Regions from separate parts of the Homo sapiens genome. Here region 1 is linked to region 2. The links are chromatin loops, found by intact Hi-C in ENCODE. Cell type or tissue: PC-3. All regions are shown on one strand. Links, peaks and the distances in the headings refer to the core of each region. The heading gives the core; the rest is flanking DNA. Region 1 has its middle 81 kb from the start of LINC02070. Region 2 overlaps LOC102723364 (a long non-coding RNA gene).

Evidence for each region. Peaks named below come from ENCODE experiments on the same cell type or tissue, not always from the same donor. Only the 100,000 strongest peaks of a DNase experiment are listed, where the experiment ranks them.
Region 1: it touches region 2 in a loop (7-fold over the local background); 2 of 110 quality-filtered maps call a loop at or near these places.

What each region holds. Positions count from the first base shown.
Region 1 is chr3:86,556,816-86,568,074 of GRCh38, forward strand. No RefSeq gene overlaps it. Among named protein-coding and RNA genes, the nearest start is that of LINC02070, 81 kb to the left of the region's middle. In PC-3, for the core only: a CTCF peak has its summit at 6,735 (motif pointing left); a DNase peak (open chromatin) is centred at 6,766; H3K27me3 peaks cover 553 bases.
Region 2 is chr3:86,244,380-86,255,638 of GRCh38, forward strand. All of the region lies in intron 2 of LOC102723364 (a long non-coding RNA gene), which reads right to left. Among named protein-coding and RNA genes, the nearest start is that of LINC02070, 230 kb to the right of the region's middle. In PC-3, for the core only: no CTCF peak of the experiment used is centred there; no DNase peak of the experiment used is centred there.

The sequences.
Region 1 (11,259 bases), core at 2,170-10,169, 310 kb after region 2:
TTTTTTGAAGATCACAGCTTCCCCAATTCAAAACAAGAAATAGAAAATTTTAGTAGATCTCTATCTATTTCATATTTTTGTAATTAAAAAGAAATCCCACAAAGAAATTCCTGACACAAATAGTTTCAGTGGTGAATTCTGTAAATTGTTTAAGAAAGACATAATATCAATATCAAACAAAACTCTTCAGAAACTAGGGGAGGAAGGAGCATTTCCTAACTTGTTTTTGTGAAGTAAACGTAAGCCTGATAGAAAACCAGACAAATATATTATAATAAAATAAAACTGCAGACCAATGTTCCTCATGAACATAACAGAATATTAGCAAATCCAATCCAGCAATTCATAAAAAAGGATAATACAATATAATGGTTCGTTTTATCTCTGAATTGTAAAATGGCTTAACAAAAAATCAATATAATCTGCTACCATTTTAAGAAAAATCATATGATGATGTAAATAGACATAGAAAACACCATTTGACAAAATGCAACACCAATTCATGACAAAAGCTATAAGCAAACTAAAAAAAATAAATAGAACTTCCTTATCTACAAGAGGGCAGCTACAAAAATCTACAAGGCTCATCATAGCTAATGGTGAAGTATTAAACACTCCTCCCACCTCAACATTGAGAAGAAAAAAGGAATGTCTCCTTTCAACGTTACTACTGAACATTGTACTATACCAGTGGAAGTGGGGTCACATCTGTCCAAAAACATCTGAAGGGAGTGGTGTTAGCCAGAGAACTACTAGAGTGGGATACAGTATTCCACTGTAGTATACTATAGAAACTGTATCCCACTGTGGTAGCTCTCTGGCTACAGATTACTTGTAGCCGTAATATCCTATAAGGTATAGAGTGGTTTTGTGCAGATAATTTCTAAGCAATTTTAACCTGGGTTTATGTCACATAGGTGAATCATAGTTTCCAGAGAACAAAAACAACATAGATTACCTGGTTTTCTGAAATCTATATTCATCTTTAATGAACCACAGGTTTAATACTCCCTGTTATTACAAGGCTGAATCAACAGGCCATCACAAAGTACATTGAGATCATATATTAACCATAACAGCACACAGAAGAAGGAGGTTAAAACCATATAATCTCAATTAATTTAATTTGTAATTTCTGAAGTACTTGGTGCAAGATGATAACTTTATAACATACTTCAAGTATACCAGTTTTGAAAGCTACAACAGGATATTTTATGGTTCCAATAGTGTCCTACTAATCATAATTGTGCAAAATACTGTAGAAAGTTATATAGAGATCTAAGAGCTAAATGTGACTTTTATTTATTTTTCAATAGCAGAAAAAATCCCACTAATACTCTAGTAGGGATCTAAATGGAAAGAAGGCATTTTAATAACACTATTCTCAGTCAAAAGGAAGAATAAATACCATACATGAGAAACAGCCAATAAACGCCAATTGTAGTGCCTTTAAATAAAATTTGAAGTATAAATTGAGTGACAAAATTTTATGCTAATACATTGGAAAAGAGTGAACTGCTTAATTTTATGAATGTGCTTTTCCAATCAGATTAGAGTCATTCATTCACTTTCCCCTGAGCAATTACTAATGGAGAAACAACCAGATGCCTAATACTGTATTCAGTAATGAAAATTAGAAATGGAAAAGTATGTAAGCCATGGCCTGCCTCCAATTTGGTGTAATAAATAGAATAAAAAACTGACAGATTATTATAATACCACTTTATAGTCACTATTCCAGATATATGAACAGATGTTGCAAATTATACAACATAAAGTTAAGTTTGACTTGAAGAGTTGAGGCTGTGTTACCTTTCTCACTCGTTTGCTTCCAAGTGAGGTTTGCACAGAAAACTAGGAGGAGTTTGCTATGTGAGAAAGGGGAGAAAGAGCATTCCAGGTACAGAGTAAAGCATCCACGGGTTTAAATGATGCCCAGCTCATTTGGGAAACCTAAAATATTGGGAGCCCCTGTTATACCTTTCAGAGAGCAGCAGGTCTTGGGGAAATGGGAAGGGAGAGATGGAGCTTGAAACAGAAGCTGCAGCAAAGTTGCAAATGACAATGATGTGGAAGCCTAGGTTAAAGTGGGATTTAATTCCAAAGACAAGCAACAGAGAAGCAGCATTTTAAAACCAGGAGTTACATAGCAGATTATGTTCTTAGGGAGAACATTTTGTGGCAATTCATCAGATGGGTTTAACTAGGGAGAGTCTTGTGGGAGGATGGCCAGTCAGTGGGCTGAAGCAGTATTTCAAGTGAGAATGGACTTCTTCAGCAATAATGGTGGCATCAAAAATGAAATTCTATACTATTGCTATGTACATGTGCACTGCTGATATTTAAAATATATTTTGTTCAGTGCATCAGCAACCCCTTTTCTGTCATTTTTTTCTTTATTAATTGTCTTTTCTTTCACCTGTATAGCCAAATACTCATCCTTTGCTCTAAGTGTTAAAACGATCTGTGCTTTATTCTCCATGTGAACATCTGAATGATTTAAAACAATGGAATTTTAGTTAAAGATACTGGAATCTCTTCAGCATGTGCTAAAGCACTTTAAGAGATAAAAATCCCTAATAATGCCAATCTTCTTCCCATCCTCTTTCTATTTGATTTTGTTGAAAGAAGAAAATGATATAATAAGAGGATTACGATTTTTCTTGATCCGAATTATAATTTTATGTTCTTTCAAAAACAGTAGGATTCACGTGTAGGTTTGAGTGGGAAGCTGATGCACGCTACTGATCATTTTATCAACAGGGAAAAATAAATGAGATCAAAGATCCAAAAATTAGATTTTTAATTTGCAGTTTTATAACAAGTTTTTCCAAATAATACATACATCTTAAATTGCTGAGGTCATTTTTTTTTAATTTTTGCAAAACACAATGCCTGGCAAAATAGAGTGTATAAACTTACGGTCATGTTTGATAAAAACAGCTGATTAATGATGGAATTTAAACAACACAATACTGTGCTCAAAATTTAAATGGCTCCCTCATCTGTTCCTCTCAAATTCAAGCAAATTTTCATGTCAGCACAGGACCTTGATCTGTTATTTTCCAAGGAACCACATTTAAGTCAGGTAAACCTATTTATGTTCCCAGATAATGTGTAATTCCTAGGGGTGTGTGCAGTGCTGTAGGTATAAGTGTGAAGGATAACGGAGAAAGAGGTACATTCTCCCACTAGGGTTTGATGACAGGCTACTGTAACCTCCTACCAGAGAGAATTGGTCGGTTTGTGCAGCCTGCTCACAACCCTTAGCCTGAGCATACATGTCAGCTCTGTGAGGAGCGGTGAAGAGCTTTCTCATCTATGTATCTTACCAGTAAACAGCATAGATGCTTAATAACTACTTACTCAATCAAATTAGTCTTACATGCCCACAGTGCCTAATGTGTGGAGCATTTTCCCCATCCTCCCAATGTCAAAGACAGTTTAAAAGGGCTGCCTTGAAGGAAAAATAAAATCTACATATTTAAAAAATGTAGTTGTGTTAGTCCGCTCTCGCATTGCTATAAAGAAATACTGGAAACTGGGTAATTTATAAAGAAAAGAGGTTTAAGTGGCTCATGGTTCTGCAGGCTTTACAGGAAGCAAGATACTGGCATCTGCTTGGCTTCATGATGGAAGGCAAGAGGAGCAGGCACATCACATGGCCAGAGCAGGAGCAACAGAGCAAGCAGAGAGGTGCTACACAATTTTAGATCACCAGATCTTATGGGAACAAACTTACTATCGCAAGGACAGTACCAAGTAGGATGGTGTTAAACCATTCATGAGAAACACACCTCCATGATCCAAACACCTCCCACCAGGCCAACATTGGGGATTACATTTCAATATGAGATTTGGGCAGGGACACACAGCCAAACTATATCAGAAGTCTTGGAGGTGAGTGTGGAAGAAAGGGGCACTTGATGAACCTTTATTTTGAATGAGTCCTGTAGCAAACTAAGCTTAAACTGTAAGCAAGTTTCCTAGCCTCACTTCATTGAATTTGTTTCTGCATCTGTCATAAAGCAGCAGATTTCTTCCATCTCTTCAATGACATGACACTGATTCACTGAGATTGGGATAATGATGAAAAGACAGGGAAACAGAGAACATTAGTTGTGTTCGTGCACACACACACACACACACACAGACAACTACATTTATTCTACTATCTCCCCTCTACTCTATTCCATATAAGATATGATGCTTTAGGAGGGATGTGGATTGTTTGAGGTTATCTCTCACATTGTAAGTGACAAAAAGGCAGCTCCGTGCAGGGGGATAAGCTTCCGTTGCTCTTATGTCCGTCCATTTCATGTAATAATAAAGGTGAGATTGCTCAGGACATTGAAGATATAATTTGGCCAAGTATAAACAGCACCAAAAATTGCTGAATATGAGGATGATTACGCTGTCAGCAGAGCTATGAGTGCAGGTTTGTGGATAACAAGTAATCACAGTATTCCACAGGCTGAATTGCCTCCTCTGTTCATAAGGAGCAGCCAGTGACATTTAACTCATTCTCATCTTTGTTATCTCAAAGTTTATATACTGGGTGACGTGAAGTTTCTTATCACTACCAGTATAGTTTAACTTTGTATTGCATCACTATTGTAAACACTGCTTATGTTACAGTGATTGCTTACATTGAAAAGTTTTGGAGATACATGACGGGGAAAGCATGAAAAGAAATATGTGGATAGTAGTCTTAGATGCACTTCTGCATCTAATTTTTTTTCCATTGAAAAAGATAAAATAACGAATACATAGCTGCTCGGTTTTTTTTTTTTTTTTAATTATACTTTGAGTTCTGGGATACATGTGCAGAACATACAGGTTTGTTACATAGGTGTACATGTGCCAAGGTGGTTTGCTACACCCATCAACCCATCAGCTAGGTTTTGATCCCCACATGCATTAGGTATTTGTCCTAATGCTCTCCCTGCCCTTGCCCCCCACCTCCCCAGCAGGCCCCAGTGTGTGATGTTCCCCTCCCTGTATCCATGCGTTCTCATTGTTCAACTCCCACTTATGAGTGAGAGCATGCGGTGTTTGGTTTTCTGTTCCTGTGTTAGTTTGCTGAGAATGATGGTTTCCAGCTTCACTCATGTCCCTGCAAAGGACATGAACTCGGTGGTTTTAAAATTAAATCTAGCACATAAAACTACATAACAGGTCCCACCCTCAAGTCGTGATTTATAGTAGAATTCCTTGGGACTGACAGAACAACTAAGATCTAGAAAACTTTCTTGTAGTTTTTGAAAACTACCCAATTTCAAAGTTACAAATATTTATTATTCCTAGAGAAACTAGAAGTTTAGAGGTAGCCTGTGTCATGGGGAAATCTTTGCAAAGAGGTGGTGTGTGCTTTCCTGTGCTTTCCAAAATGTAATGTGTTTTTGAAGTACCGGGACCTGGGGGATCTTATTAAAATGCAGATTTAGGTTCAGTAGCTCTGGCATAGGGCCTGAGACTCTAGAATTGTTAACAAGCTCCCAGGAGAGGCCAGTGCTGCTGCTTAGTGGAACACACTTTGAGTGGCAAGGATATGGACACCTCCCTTACCAAGGAACACTAGTTTAGCTAATTTCTTACTATCTAAGCTGTGTTAAAGATGAAGTTGTGGGAGCTTGTTTTGGCAGGTGTTATCTCAACTGTATCTCTAGTAGCTCAGTGCTTGGTGTATGTCGGTGTTAATAAATATTTGCTGAACTACTAATGTCGACTATGAAGGTTGATACAAACAAGCTCTCACAACTGTGATAGTAAGAACTGTGTTAAATAGTAAGGATAGTGAGAACTGTGAAAAAAGTGAGTCATTTACAATCTCTGGTGAAATACTATTTAAAGGTAAATAGTCACAGAATATTTTTCTTTGATTAATACAGGTGTTAATTCATATATATTTATGGGAAGCAAATTGAGCATTTGGAATATGAGTGTGGAGATTTTTAATCACAAACTTATTTTAAGTCATGTTTAGAAATATGAAGGGTAAGTGTGTCAAGCTGTGCTATTCACATACTCACAAAAATATGTGAATAATTTTATGAGTCTTTGTGTATAATTCTTTTTAAGTATCTTTTTAATAAATATACAAACTGTAAATATACTGATGTTATTAAATGTCAACATATGGGCAAACAGATTTCTTAATAATTTTTTATAACAATTGTTTATTAAATAAATTCTACTCTATCAAAACAGAATTCTTACTATACTCTTATAGTATATACAAATCTATCTTTTTTTAATCCAATGAGAAAGTCAATTTTTTTAGAAGATACACATAGCCTTTCATTTAACTACAAAATGAGAATATGGAAGATATATAGATAAATCTGCCACCTAATGTTAGGTAGTTTGAACTTACGTGGTTTGGTAAACAATGAAGCTAAACAGCTATAATAATAATGTGAAGGGAAGCATATACTGGTATAATAGCTGTGTATATACTTACTTTACTATTATTGACATTTAACACATTTGAGGAAAGGTTAAAAATTATATACACATTATAAAAGGTATTTGTTTCATTATTGCCTCCAAAGAAGTTACAGTGAGCTTGATTTTTAATTTGTTTTGAAACCTAAAAACACATTAAACACATATAGGTGGTTTGTTTATTTTAAATTTAGAAAAGGAATTGATATATTGACTGTAAGTTTCTGTCATAGTTTCTTTCATGATCATAAAATACTTTATTTTCAAAGTTAGACTATGTAGATAATGGCTCCCTCTACTGGTCAAACTATGTTGGTGATATGTATGTAAAGTACTTGAACAACCTAAATTTCACCACACTGAAAAAGAAAACATTTGGCACTCACAGGAATAACCGTTAACTACATTTCTAATACACTGTCATTGTCTGAAAACAAAAAGAATTTGGTATGTAGTTAAAGTTTTATTCTTTGCTTTATGTGAAAGTAATTCTCTTCCTTGTGTATTTATTAGCAATAAAAAACCTAAAGATATCACTTAACTAGAAGACTAAAGTTATATCTTAACTAAAAGACTAAAGATAACTCTAAAAGTAATGAAGACGTAGGGATAACCAAAAGCATCTATTTGATTACAAAAAAATAACTTTATCTTACAGCAATTATGACTCATTTCTAAGCTAAATTATATAATGTAATATCAGCTTTTTTTCCTCCTTTAATTACAGATGTTGCCTAGATTGCTTCTAGCTGAACAGTGTTTATTTTGGCCCCATATGCTTTATCTTTTCAGAAAAATTATGCATTTTCTGAAAGGAAGGGACATGTCTTATGTTCCTAATTATATACTCAAAATTTTAATTAATTCAATTAATTTTTCTGATTTTATAAAACCTAATATTGCTAACTATTGCTCCAAGTTGTTCATAAATTAATTTAAGCCAGAGAGCATAGAAACTATGTTTTGTTCCAATGCTAATATGTAACCTTATTTTAGACCATGTATAGAGCGTACTAAGGTAATTAAAAAAATACTTGCATAGTATATTATCTGTTTCTTATTTATTTAGAATATTTTCATTAACATTTTTTCTTCTTTTTAAAATCTGGTTCGCTACCATATGAGGACTTTCTATGATTTTAAAAATTAACTACTTGGCAAATGCCAAGCTTTTGTTCTACTTGCTGGTAACAGTTACCAAATTCTTCTATGTTGGAGTGGGAGTGGAACACAAGCATGTGAAGTTATTGTCTCAGCAAAATTCACATGGTTATTACTTGGTAGATTGCCTCTTGAATGTCAAATCATAGTTCATTCAACTAGAGCTATCTTAGTGATGCCTTTTAAGGTTTATAGGACCAAATTTTTGCTACACCTGGCATCCTTCAACATCCCTTCACAAAAGATATTTCTGTACTCAAACTCAGATTGTGAATTCTGCCTATCGTTGTGGAACTAATAATTTTCTTTTTGAATTACATTCATTTTTTATTCTTTTTTCTCTGGTTATTCCTCAATCCATCAACAGTTGAGCTCCCAGAAGATTAATACATGCAATTTACAATTGAATTACAACATTTCCAATACAATCCTCTTGGAACTGTTAGATTCAGAGTGCTCCCTTTTGATGCTATTCTCTTAAAAATATTATTACTGACATTTTCATAATCTCTTGCAAATAAAACATCGGTAATAGTTCAGACGAGCATATTACATTAACTACGAAGTATACATCATTGGTATGAACACATTTTGGGAAGTCAGGTTTGTAATAAAAACTACAAAAAAATACAAATTCCTCCATTCATAATAAAGATTTGCTCTTTTGAATATCACCTTAACAAGATGACAGGAAAAAAAAAACTGTGTTTCTATGTATAGATTATAAATCCATTTAAAATTATAATGGCCTTTGAGCTTTTCTAAATGTAAAAATATTACCATAAATGGTTCTCAAAGCAAAAAGTATTATGCAAATAAAATGGGTATCTAGAATTAGAACTTTGGGAGGAAGTAGTTAGTGGTATGAAAAAGTTTAACTGATGCTGAACATTTAACAAGAGAAGTGAATAATTTTACTTTTTACTCAGTTTTTCCTGATGGAAGAGCAGGTTCAATAGCCAAAAATGGCCTTTAATTTTTAATTAAATGTAAGCCTGAAAGACCTGTGGTTTGAAGACACCTTTGGGCATGATTTAATAGCCTATTAATACTTGTCTAAATCTTGTTTTTCAGCATAGCGCACATTAATGGAGCTCCCAAAAATTCGTAAGAATATATCTATATATAATACAAGTGATTCCATCTTAGGATTTTGAAGTATTCTGGAGGTCACCTAATGCAATCTTTAGTCAGTGAGTTAATCCTGTGCCATTTCTAATAAATAGTCATTTATCTTGTTCTTGAACATTGTTAGTATTGGGTAATTTACAGCTTTTTAAGGTATTAGTGAAGAGATATAACTTCAATGTTTACATGTTATATGAAAAAGTGTCTCCTTTTAAATTCTATCCATTGATCCTATTTTTGCTTTTTGGGAAGAGTTGGTAGGATTACTCCATACTTCTTCAACCATTTCTCATATGGCATAATCACAAAATACTGCGTTTCTCTGGTTTCCTATTTCAGAATGTTTCTTAGTTTGTTAATGTTTTCCTAAATATCTAGTCAAGAGTTGGGCAAATTTTAAGTGCAGTAAATAAAAATAGATAACTGAGAAATAAGCAGATTCTTCATCATCACAAACAGATCTTTTTTTTTTTTTTTTTTTTTTTTTTTTTTTTTGAGACAGAGTCTTCCTCTGTCCCCCAGGCTGGAGTGCAGTGGCGAGATCTCAGCTCACTGCAAGCTCTGCCTCCCGGGTTCATGCCATTGTCCTGCCTCAGCCTCCTGAGTAGCTGGGACTACAGGTGCCCGCCACCATGCCTGGTTAATTTTTTGTATTTTTAGTAGAGGCGGGGTTTCACTGTGTTAGCCAGGATGGTCTCGATCTCCTGACCTCGTGATACGCCCGTCTCGGCCTCCCAAAGTGCTGGGATTACAGGCGTGAGCCACTGTGCCCAGCCACAAATAGATCTCTTAAATCTGTGTATTTGATATTATATCCATATACTCAAATATTTTTATAACATTTTATTATAAATGAAAAACATTAAGTAATACTAGTATTTAGAATAGCTTACGTCTAAGCTGCCCATGGTCATATTAGTAACATTTCACAAAAATTATATATTGGGACAAGGCAGAAATTGATAACTAATCACAAAAGGTATTGTGTAAGATTATTAAAGAGATTCATAGATTTTTAAATTAAAAATCAGAAGACTCCAGACACTCGGTCTCCCTCCCAAAAGCAAGTCACTTTTACCAGTCTATGTACCTCCTAATTTTCTGTTGCTTTTTAGAAATGCTTTCTCTCATGACAATAAGTTTTAAACAATGCTTCATGTAAATAAAGTAATTGACAGGCAAAATGACAATGAAGAAGGAAGAAATGGAATTATCTTGGAGATTTGAATTGCTTTCACTTGGACATTTAATAATTTCTTTTACAAAAGACATAGGATATTTACACTTTGGAATTTTCAGTTTCAAAGATGGGAAGGATAAATTTGTTTCCTGCTGAGAAAATTTTCAAAGAAGTTTTAGAGTTTTCAAAATAGTTATAGCCAACAATCCTAAAGATTTCTTTCTCAAGTAGTATGAAATGGTTTGCAAACTAATCATTTGATAGAGATTATAGTTTTTTTCCATAGGAAATGGCTTTTTAGATCTAAATTGACAGTGCTGCACTGTCTTTACTTATTCCTCTGATTGTTTATAGATATTATGAATCCCTTGGATGCAGAAATTTTAGGGAGAGTGATAATAGCTTTATGAGGAGTGGATGGACTCACAATTAGATCATCTAAAATATTATATATGCTATAAAATGCACTTTGCTGAATTGATTTTTTCATTAAATAATTACTGCTGAACACAACTTCTTGAGTAAACAGGTGCCAAAATTTACTAATTTTTTGTTATATCTCAAAAGAAAGCTAAAGTTCATTGCCATAATATGAACTTACTGTATACTCACATGGTGGAGAGAGAGAGAGGAGAGAGAGAGAGAGAGAGAGAGAGACTCCCTTCTTATAAGGGCACTAATCCCATCATAAGGGCTTCATCCTCATGAGGCAATCATTTCCCAAAGTACATATCTTCAAATTCCATTACATTGGAGATTTATGTTTCAATATGATTTTGGGGTACACAAGCATTCCATCCATAGCATTCTTCAAAATGGATCATAAACCTACATGTAAAGTACAAAACTTTAAAACTCTTAGAAGATAATATAGCAGGAAACCTAGATGACTTTGGTGATGGGGATGACTTTTTAGTTACAACACCAAAGGCACAACCTATGAAAGAAAAAATTGATGAGATAGACTTCATTAATATTAAAAACTTCTATGTTAAAAAAGACACTGTCAAGAAAATAAGACAAGCTGCAAACTGGAAAAAACATTTGCAAAACCACAGCCAATAAAGGACTTCTATTCAAGATATACAAAGAACTCTTAAAATCCATCAATAACAAATTAAAAATTCCAATAGAAAATGGGCTGGAACCAGGTGCAGGAGCACATACCTGTAGTCCCAGCTACTTGAGAGAATGAGATTTAGAAGTTGCTTGAGCCCAGGAGTTTGAGGCCAGCCTAGAAAATATGGCAAGACCCTGTCCATAAAACAAACAAACAAACAAAACAAATTAAAAAAATCAAAAGGGCCAAAGATTTTAAGACACCTTACCAAAGAAGATATATA
Region 2 (11,259 bases), core at 2,007-10,006:
ATCTGGTTTATTGACAGTGTCAGACATAACACAAAGAAGCAACATTTAGACTAATGAAATGTATGTTTTTTCAATTGATCTCAATTATTTATTTGTAGTACTTTGAATATATAAAAAGATTGAAGGTGCTTTATGTTTCTGTGTATGACTACAGGAGTATATGTAATTTAGAGTTCAAGGCATTAACTAAAATACTCCGCTTCACAGGCTAAAGAAAAAATATAAAAACAAGCTAGCCATCAGATCTTTACGATTCTAAACCAGAATATTCTGGCATGCTGAGGAGTAGTCTCTACATTTACCTACAGGAACTAAAAAGCACACAGAAGGAGACCTTGTAAATTGCCGTCCATTCCAGGAGTGATCCCAGGCCTTCCTTTTGGCACCAGACACATATTTACTTGTTCAAGTGGAGCTCTGTGTAAGATTTCATGACCAGAGTTTAGGTGTGGGGTGGGGAGACTTCTGCTCTGAATCATGGAAGATGGCAGTCAAGTATGAAAATGTATATTCTTCTTCAGTTTTCAAAACAGATATAAAATAAATTAACATTTTTATATTTATCTATATTTGCTTGGTAAGTAAACTTCTGGTTAAGCTCAATATGATTCCTAGGAGAAACAGAATTAGATGCATAGAGAACATCCATCCTCTGTGTGTGTGTGTGTGTCTCTCTCTCCCCTCTCCTTGGCAAAGAGCTCTCTGTCATGCTTCTGCACAGGACAGTGAAAGCTCTGACCAGGCTAAACTAGTGTGAGATGGCAAGGCCATGACCTTATTAGAAAAGCCTCTCTCTGAAGTCTCAAACGACCCTAATACCAACGTTGAATTTGCCTGAGCCTGTCCTTTCTGATTTCCCCCAACACATTACACAGGAGCTCTCTGTCAAATTTGGTGCTGCCGATAATGAGCTAGTCTCTCAGACTTTTGTATTAAACGCAAGTTCTCCAGGAAACTTTTGAAAGTGCACAGGAAAAATACAGAGAAAATTGAAGACTAAAGGGAGTATGTTTCTGTTCTACAGCAATACATTTACCATGCAAAGCAATGTGTTTATCTATACTTATGCTTTTTGCTTCTATTCTATATTAACCTCATCTGATTTATGCTAATTTTTGCCCAAGATGACAACAGAAGCAGAGAGTTATAGTCACACAGAGTATTTCCTTTACTATTACTCCACCTGCTGGAATTGCCCTTCACTGACCACAGATTCCTAGGACTGAGATTTGAAAAATGTGAAGAGAAAAGGAATTAGAATTATTTACATGCACGGACAAAACTGTTTTCTTAATATTGTTTTATTTAATATGTTAGTAATTTGACAAGAAATGAATAATTTTACAGTTTGAGACTGCTCAGTAACAATATAGACTGTTTTTATTATTTTATATTCTCAGATTCTGAGTCCTAGTTGCATCATGTAAAGTCTTATTTTGATATTAAAATGCTGAATTATGCATTATACAATATGTATCATTTGCTTATCAAACAGGTATGCATGCTTTTGTTATCATAAAAATAAAATGGAAATATAATATGTATTCGCTGATGTTTCAGAAATGTGTTTACATAAAACAATTCTGGAGGAACACAATATTTTATGCAGACTAGTCCTATATATCAAGGTAATTAAAATAACTTTGTTATGAATATAATATAGGAAATTTTGAAGTACTACAAAGTATAGATTCTAACTTAATAGGCTTTCCAGTTTATTTAGATTATATCATGGAAACCCTCACCTATATACATATTTGCATTTATTTTTAGAAGCAGTTTACCTAATTTGCAATTTTGGGGTATCTGAAGAACACAATATAATTTTATTGCATTTAATTAGAATTTAATTGGAGTTAGTCTCAAATATGATGTGTGCATGGGGCACCTAATTGAGCAGGTAATTTGTCCATAGTCACACATATTTAAAATTGTATCTTAAAATAACATGGTGAGGTAAAATATTCTGAGATACTGCCAGTTATTTAGCTGACTCTACTTTACATTTTATTTATAAATGAATCAAAGTCAGCTGAATTTATGTATAAAGTCAATTTGAAAGTGATGTCTCTTTTCAATAATGTGGAAACAAATTGATACTTAACTAATGCTGAATGGTGTGTGTGTACCTGCATGTGTGTGTGTTTATATATGTGAACTCTTATGTCGTCAATTTCCACATTTTCATTATCTTTTCTTGAACGCACATAAATAAAAATAACAGGACAGATGACTTTATAATAGGATATAATGTCATTTTGGGCATCTTTCAACATATTCTTCTAACCAATAACTTAAGGAAGAGGCTGTTGATTTGATATTTTAAATTATTAAATAATAAAACAGATTAAAGACATTTTATATTCTAGTAAGGAAAAATGTTTATTTCAAATTAGTTATGGACTAACGTAAAAGATGCAAATAATGTGATTATTAATTACTGTCATAAGAAGTGTGGCAAAAATAAAAGATGGCCCTGTGTTGTTTTTGACTTAAAAAGTACCCTTGTTTGAGCACATAATAAAATTAAGTTCTTTTTCTCTGCAACCCAATAAAACATGTACCAAATGCAAGTGAATCAACACAGCTGGTTGCTAGCATTATGATTAGGGATGCACTAGTTTGGATAAAATAAGAACTGGCCTGAATCTCTGCCCAAAACTTGAACTAAAATGACACCAAAAAAAAAAAAAAATTAAAATAGTTTCAGAAACTCATTTTTTCTTCAAATTTCATATGCCCTGTTTTTACAATGAAAATTTGAGGACATCTTGTTACTTGATTAAATAGGAAGTACTAAAAAAATCAAATGAAACATATACCAAAATTTAATAATCCAAACTTAAAACCCTAAGTTGGATGAGTTTTACTGTTTTAAGTCCATTCATTTTGGGGTCTTTTTCTCTTTTTCTCAAGTAAACATTAAAAAAAAAAAGAAAGAAAGAAAAAAACTTTTACTTAAAGACAAAAAAAACCTTAAACATTTAAGTTTTCAACAAGATTTTTGGGGAAGAGTATTGGATATTTTATTGCATGCCAATGTACATTTTGTTTTATTTCCCATTTCAATGATCATTGCAGCATTGTTTAGATGAGTCATGTTCTGAGTAGACTGAATAAATACACAGCTGCCTGTTCTGCAATATGGATTAAAGTAGGGGTAAGGATCTCAATGAAAAGAAATGTGATTCAAGGTTGTATATTAGTATCAGAAACTCAATTGCCAAAAGAAGAATTAATACAGATGAGTAATCTAGAGGAATTCGCCTTACAGAATTAATTATTAAGGTTCCAACACTGCCACTTGCACTATCATTCACTTAAACTGGGACTCAGTAATAAATTAGGAACCACGTCATAACACTTCAGTCTTCTTCCACCTACTGACCAATATCTCAGCATAGGGTCACATGAATTAAGGCCAATCAGCAGTTACTGGAAATATAGATTTTTAAATAGAGCATGTAGAGAACCTCTGAGAAGCATATTACTCCTTGGACCAGAACAGGCTGAAAAGGTCAAACACAACTCTCCCTTTTTTATGGGAGGTGGTCAGCAATGTTCTGGAAAAGAGAAGGAAGAAAATGAGAAAAGTTAAAAAAAAAAAAAGAAAAGAAAAAAAAAAAGGAGGAGGCCGGGCGCGGTGGTTCACGCCTGTAATTTCAGCACTTTGGGAGGCCGAGGCAGGCGGATCACAAGGTCCGCAGATCGAGACCATCCTGGCCAATATGGTGAAACCCCGTCTCTACTAAAAATACAAAAAATTGGCCGGGCGCGGTGGCTCACGCCTGTAATCCCAGCACTTTGGGAGGCCGAGGCGGGCGGATCACGAGGTCAGGAGATCGAGACCATCTTGGCTAACACGGTGAAACCCCGTTTCTACTAAAAATACAAAAAATTAGCCGGGCGTGTTGGCGGGCGCCTGTAGTCCCAGCTACTTGGGAGGCTGAGGCAGGAGAATGGCGTGAACCCGGGAGGCGGAGCTTGCAGTGAGCCGAGATTGCGCCACCGCACTCCAACCTGGGAGACACAGCGAGACTCCGTCTCAAAAAAAAAAAAAAAAAATACAAAAAATTAGCCTGGCGCAGTGGCGGGTGCTTGAAGTCCCAGCTACTCGGGAGGCTGAGGCAGGAGAATGGCGTGAACCCGGGAGGCGGAGCTTGCAGTGAGCTGAGATCGCACCACTGCACTCCAGCCTGGGGACAGAGCGAGACTCCATCTCAGAAGAAAAAAAAAAAGGGGGGTGAAGCAAAAAATAAGGGAAAAGAAAGAGCAAGTGAAGCTCAAGGAGAAAGGAAGGAGGAAAAATAGTAAAATAGTAGCGGTTTCTCCAGTTTCTTTGATTTTTAGTTAAATATCTGTCCAAGGCTGTGAGACAAACCCGACCTGAGAGAGGTCTCCGTGCTCCTCCTAATCCGGACCCCAGCGTCCTCTCAGAGCCCTCCTCATTGCCCACAGCCACAGATCTGCTGCGTGTGGAGATGCTTTCTACGGTGTCTTCAAAACGAATGTCTACCATTCTTTTATCTCTTCTGAGTACTTGCTTACAAATGAATTGGAATGTTGAGGAAATTAATATAAGATTGCAAATAACTGCTTAACAAACATTAACTCAAGTTCTATGCTTAGGTCAGAAGATAATTTTGTACAAACCATGTATACAAGGTACTGTCTGATCCTCACTGTGTGTCCCTTGAGGAACTTGGGCATGGGATATCAGAGCTAAGATTGTTACACGAGTAAATAATTGGAATTTTTCTAATCCAGAAAACTTGTATTTTCTATCAGGGTAAATAAATAAATATTGATATTAAAACAGTATGCATTTTTCAAGTCCTATCATTTTCAACTCTCAATTACTTTCCACTTACTCGTTTTGTCATACCTATTCTAAAAATCTATTCAGCTAAAATATCTTTGTCCCATGAACACTTCTGGAAAAGACCTCAAGAATGTGCTTATTGTTGCCACTGAGGAACTATGGCCTGCAACCTCAAGTGGATACTTAGCACCATTTTGTGGTCATTCCAAAATTATCTAGGCTGAGCTTTCTCCAAAATTCCTAACAATTGCTGTTCTAAATGTTTACTCCGTGTTATGGACTGAATACTTGCTTCCCCCAAAAATGTATGTGTTGAAGCCCTAATCCCCAATGTGATAACATTAGAAGTGGACACTTTGAGTGGTAATTCAGTTTAGAGGAAGCCATTATATGGGCGCCCCCATGGATCAGTGTCCTTATAAGAAAAGTAAGAGATCAGAGCTCTTTCTGTATCTCTGCCATGTAAGGACATAGTAAAAAGGCAGCCATTGGCAAGGCAGGAAGATAGTTCTCATAGGAACCAAACTGGCTAACACCTTGATCTTGCACTTCCAACCCTCCAGAACTGTGAGATACAAATTTCTGTTGTTTCAGCCACCCAGGCTACGATATTTTGTTATAGCAGACTGAGCTGACTAAGACACCCTGTTCCACCAGATCCTTCATGTCTCAAAACACATGACTTCACTTTCTAATTTTCATGTAAAATAGAGATAATGTTTCCTGCCTTTCATATCTGTAAATGTATCTTTTATTTGTATGCACCTCAAAAGGTGAGACTCATCTTTTGATGAGTCATCCTTCAAGTTCCACATCCAGTTCACTTTAATGCTATGTTGACTCTATCCTCTAAATATATCATAAATACTTTTTTTCCCTTTGAAGCGTCTTGGCTACTGCTCTTGACTTAGTGAAGCCCCACATTACTGTTGGATAGCACTAGTGAATCACACACTTTAAAATAAAATTGGATTAGACCAGGTGCAGTGGCTCATGCCTGTAATTTCAGAACTTTGGGAGGCTGAGGCAGGATGGTTTCTTGAACCTAGGAGTTTGAGACTAGTTTGGGCCACAGAGCAAGACCATTTCTCTACAGAATATTTAAAAAATTAGCCAGGTATGGTGGTGTGTGCTTGTAGTCCCAGCTACTTGGGAGGCTGAAGTGGGAGGATTACTTTAGCTAAGGAAGTTGAGGCTTCAGTGAGCCATGTTCCTGCCACTGCACTCCATCCAGGGTGACAGAGTGAGACCCTGTATCTCAAAAATAAATAATAAAAATAAAATTGAGTTAATTCTGATGCTCCACAGAATGGAGTAAAATTAAAAATTGCTTTAAATATATATACACACATATATTTTTCTTGAGAGCAATTACTTTGCAATAGAATAACAGATGTTTAATTTCCTCTAAATAAATGTTATATTTATCTGTTCTAAATATATAGTTAACACTAAGTGGAGGTAATCAAAGTATTTATTTGTTCTTTTAAACTCTTGATTATTTTATGTTGAACCTGAAAACTTATTTATGTGTTGAGGTTCTAGAATTTGTTATGCCAATTACTTTATGAAAATAGCTACTATTTTACCCTGTTACCGATTCACTTACCAAAATTTGCTTACTATTTAGTAGTATATTTGCCAGTTGGCAAAAACTTTAAATACTTTGCAGACTGGTAGAAAATCTAAATCTGGGACAGTTCACATTTATCCCATAAAACATTAAATTGAATATAGCAATTAGTTTTAGAATCCAGGAAAAGAATATAAAAATTTACAGTATTCTTTCTAGGCAATTGTTTTTACAAATGCTGAATTCATTACAATGTTTTAAATTCAACAACAACAAAAGAATAATATTAACCATCTATGTGTTGTAGAGTACAAAACTTCCTATTCTGAAACAGGAGTATGTGCATCCAGTAAATGATGATTAGAGATACATAAAATATCTTTCTATTCTTTGCATTCTCTTGATAGTTATGACACATCTGAGCTGAGCTTGAAAGTAAGGTCAGGAATTAAAAATAAATGTCTAAAAAAGTCAAAGAAAATACCTGGATGTTTAAGAGTGAAAGGAAGGAGAAAATAGTTTTAGAGAGAAGGGATATGAGGAGCAAAAAAGAAAAGATACACGATTGGGACTCTATGTGGGGAAAAATTTAAATATATATATATATATATATTCCAGTGTTGGAATACCTAAAAAGATGTTTAAGTGGTTATTTCTGATTTTTCTTTTAAAGCTGTTTTATTTTTGTATTCTAAACTCATTTCATTGATCTAAGACCCAGAGAAGATGTATGGCAAACACAAGTGCTTTGTGTGATTTTGTATGTGTGTGTGGTTTTTTTTTTTTTTTTTGAAATTTAGGAAATTGAGTAAATTCCATGTATAGACAAAATGAGGAATAGAAATAGCATTCATAGAAAAGAGAGGCAGTGTTAAGTGGGATAATACAAAGCAGAACATCAAAAATCTAGGCAACATGAGAATTCATATCTCTAATAAAGAGGGTTGTAAACTTTTTCAGATTTAGCCTACCTTTCAGAGATCTGAAGGGCAAAGATAACCCAGTAGACATCAGAGTTATACATCAATATAAAGTATACACTTTCAGCTGTAAATATTTGTTGATTTAAAGTAATAATTAATAATTCATTCAACAAATGTCTACCAAACATTTGCTGTGTGCTAAAGCCTGTGAATGAAAAGCTAATGAAAACAATACCTTATCTTCAACATCTCGACAGGGAAGAAGCATGTAGAAAGAGTGACAGTTGTGACAGGTGCTGAATTATAGAAATGCATAAGGGTCAGAGGAGCTCTGAAAATTTCTACCTTGGAACAAATCAGAGTTTTCATTAAGATATTAGCTTTTGAGTTAGGTAATGAAGAATTAGCAGGGCTTCTTGAAAAACAGAAGATATGAGGGCCAGTGCAAAAACACAGAGGAATGAAAATAAAACACAATGGTATGTTCAAGATGACCTAAAGTTTGCTGTAACTGGAGTAAGGTGTACATTTGACACAGAGGCTGGAGATAACTGTAAGCAATGCTGCCCAATTGAAATGTAATGCAAACCACACAGGTATATGTTTTCTAGAAGCCACACTTAAAAGGTAAAAATTACTAGTAAATTAATTTTAAGAATATATTTTATTCACCCAATATTCCCAAAATGTTATCATTTCAACATAGTCAATACACAAATTATTAATGAAACAAATTGCACTGTTTTTGAATTCAGTCTTTGAAACCTGATTGTAATTTCTATTTATAGCACATCTAGATTCTGCCTAGCCATATTTCAGTGCCTTTTAGACATGGTGTTAGTGATTTCTCATTGGACAGCTCTGTTAATAGTACATGACATAGTTCCTTAATTAAGGTAATATAGAGATCCATTTTAACAGAAAAAAGCATCACATACATGTAACAAAATTTCTCATGTACCCTATAAATGTGTACAAGTTTTTAAATAAATAAATAAAAGAAAAATATTCTCAGGAGTTCCCTACTTGGACAAATTATTTTTATTTCTGATTAATTTTATATACACTATTAAATATGTGCAAGCATAAACCTAGTTGAACATCTCTCAAGCTTACAGCCCTTATATGTTTATAGGATCCACACAAGTGTACATTTGTATAAAACGCTTACATGCCTATAATCAACATACATTTGATATGATGAATATGTTTTGCTTAAACGTAACCAATGCTTGAAGCATGCATAAAAACTTGGCTTCTTTGAGCATGTTCTTTTTAGCTCAACATCTGTCACATACTGATTTAAACTACTACATGGTTGCTAGTAAACCACGTAGTGTTATTATTTGTTCTTTCTAGGCAAGAATGGATTTTTTTCTATATGGAGTCACCACTTTTCTTTTATTGGTTAATCTGCAAGTTATAATAGTTCAATAAGGTGTCAGTGTGATTTTAACAAACTCAAGCAATGAACTTCTTTGTCAGTTGGCTTTTGGCTGTATGAGCAATCATTCAGAAGATCCAGATATATTAAATCTTGTAGATTATATCAAAGTGAAAACAAAATATTTATAAAATATGATAGAGAAGTCTTGAATTCCCTGTGATTTAGTTTGCAGATGCCCCTGCTTGGGAAATTCTGCTGCACGCTGCACTAGACTCTTTCTATGATATCTGAGTGGTAACAAGGAATCATTTAAAGTCCTTGGAGGTTTACAACATCATCTTTTAGTTTTAGGAAGAGAAATGCCTGTGAATGTAGATAGAGGTTGTACATATATGCAAGAAACATAATTCCAAACTCATGATATGTTTGATTGAGGGCTACAACATAATTTAAATATCCAAGTAGGTGTTAGCTTACTCACTGTGGGAGAGTAGCACTGTTAAAATACTGTTATTCAAGCCACATTTTTACATCCTTTTGGGGGGAATTGCCTTTAAAATGGCTTAGAGTTCTGAGACAAAGTAAATTCCATTGTTTGTAATCTCCAAACTTTTACTACCAAATTATTTTCAAAAAATGAAAACTCTTCACTACTGAGCATGATCAGCAGAGCAGTGAAATTTGAACGAGTCTATGGTCAGCCTGGGGTACTATTTTGAGAAAACAATATTCACTTGAATATATATGACTGGGAGAACTTTTTTTCCACGTTAAACAGAGTTTTGTTTGTTTGTTTGTTTTTGTTTTTGTTTTTGTTTTTTTGAGGTGGAGTTTCATTCTTGTTGCCCAGGCTGGAGTGCAGTGGCCATATCTGGGCTCACTGCAACCTCCGCCTCCTGGGTTCAAGCGATTCTCCTGCCTCAGCCTCCTGAGACATGCACCACCACGCCCGGCTGATTTTTGTATTTTGAGTAGAGATGGGGTTTCTCCATGTTGGTCAGGCTGGTCTCAAACTCCCGACCACAGGTGATCCACCTGCCTCAGCAAACTCCCGACCACAGGTGATCCACCTGCCTCAGCCTCCCAAAGTGCTGGGATTACAGGGGTGAGCCACCGCGCCTGGCTAAACGCAGTTTTTTAGCCAAGATTTGAGTAGCTCCTTTTTCAAATTTCTGATTCTTGCTGAGTACTTAAAAAATTGGTTATCAACTCTACCCTCAGTAAAATTAATAAATTTATTAAGTTTGATTATATATAGCTTATTTGCTTGTGAAAAAAGAAGTCTAGAAAACTATTCAGTACCAGCTTCTAGACAGACTTCTCTTGCTAAATATTGATATATTCTTTGTCTGCACATATATGTGAGCACAAATTTGACTTGATGCACATCCACTCAGAAATGATATAACTTTCTTTTCCTTGTAAAAAGTTACTCAGAAACTGTTATATATGTTACTGAAAGCAAGAGTTCCCTGACCCCACTTGCAGGTCGTGCGACAGCGGTATGGCTCCTCTCTTAGGCCACTGTGTGTGCTCAAAACCCTTATGGGATGGGGAGCACACAGATGGGCAGGCGCAGGAGCCCAGGGTCTGGGGTTTATATGGGTACAAGATAAGGGGGCGTGGCGGGCCAAAAGGCAACTTTGGGGCAAGAAAACAGGAATGTCTGTTTCCATTTAGGCATTTCAGGCCTGAGTTTCCAGGCTTGAGGGTGGGGCCTCTGCCAGGGAAGTGCCCTCTTCTACCCAGTATTTCCCTGTTTCCTGTCCATATCATTATTAAATAACATATTGACAAATTCACAGTCTCCATGATAAGATGCTAAATGTTACAAAATTTATGATTCCCTAAATACGATATTGATGACACATTCTCCTCTAAAATAATTTTCTCATACATCTATTTCTTGAATTTTATATTGAACACAAAATTCTCAATGTACCAAACAAATCAATAACATATTTATGTATGTTCAATAGAATTTTAAGTCCATGGTATATCAATTTGCTTTAGGAAAGTAAAAAAGTTCCAGGTTCAAATGATTTGAGGAAATTGTGAATTAAACCCCATTAAATAGATTAATACTGAATATCTTTATTCTCATATTATAATAATTTGTTTTGTGTCTTTTGGATAGGAGTCTATATCCTGCAGAGCTTTACAATGTTTTGACCAAGCTACCACTTTATTTTTCTACAGGATCACATATCAAGACCACTAAAAAAAAAATAATAATTCCTATTTTTTTAACATAATATTACCATCTGATGCTAATATGGATATTTACTGCATAGGTGGGAGATTTTCTCAATGTTCGTATAAAGAGTTTTTATGCTCATACCAAGGACCAACATAAAATTAAATAATATATTTGTAATATATCTGGTTTTATGTCATTGTATAAATTAATAACGATCATTAAATGACCTAAAAATAAATATTAGATCCTCAGCAGAACACGAAGTCCTAACGATAAAATAAGTTTGCTTATCATTGATTGAGAAAATTAATGCTTTAAACTATTTATATTAATAAGAAAATAGAATCTTTTTTT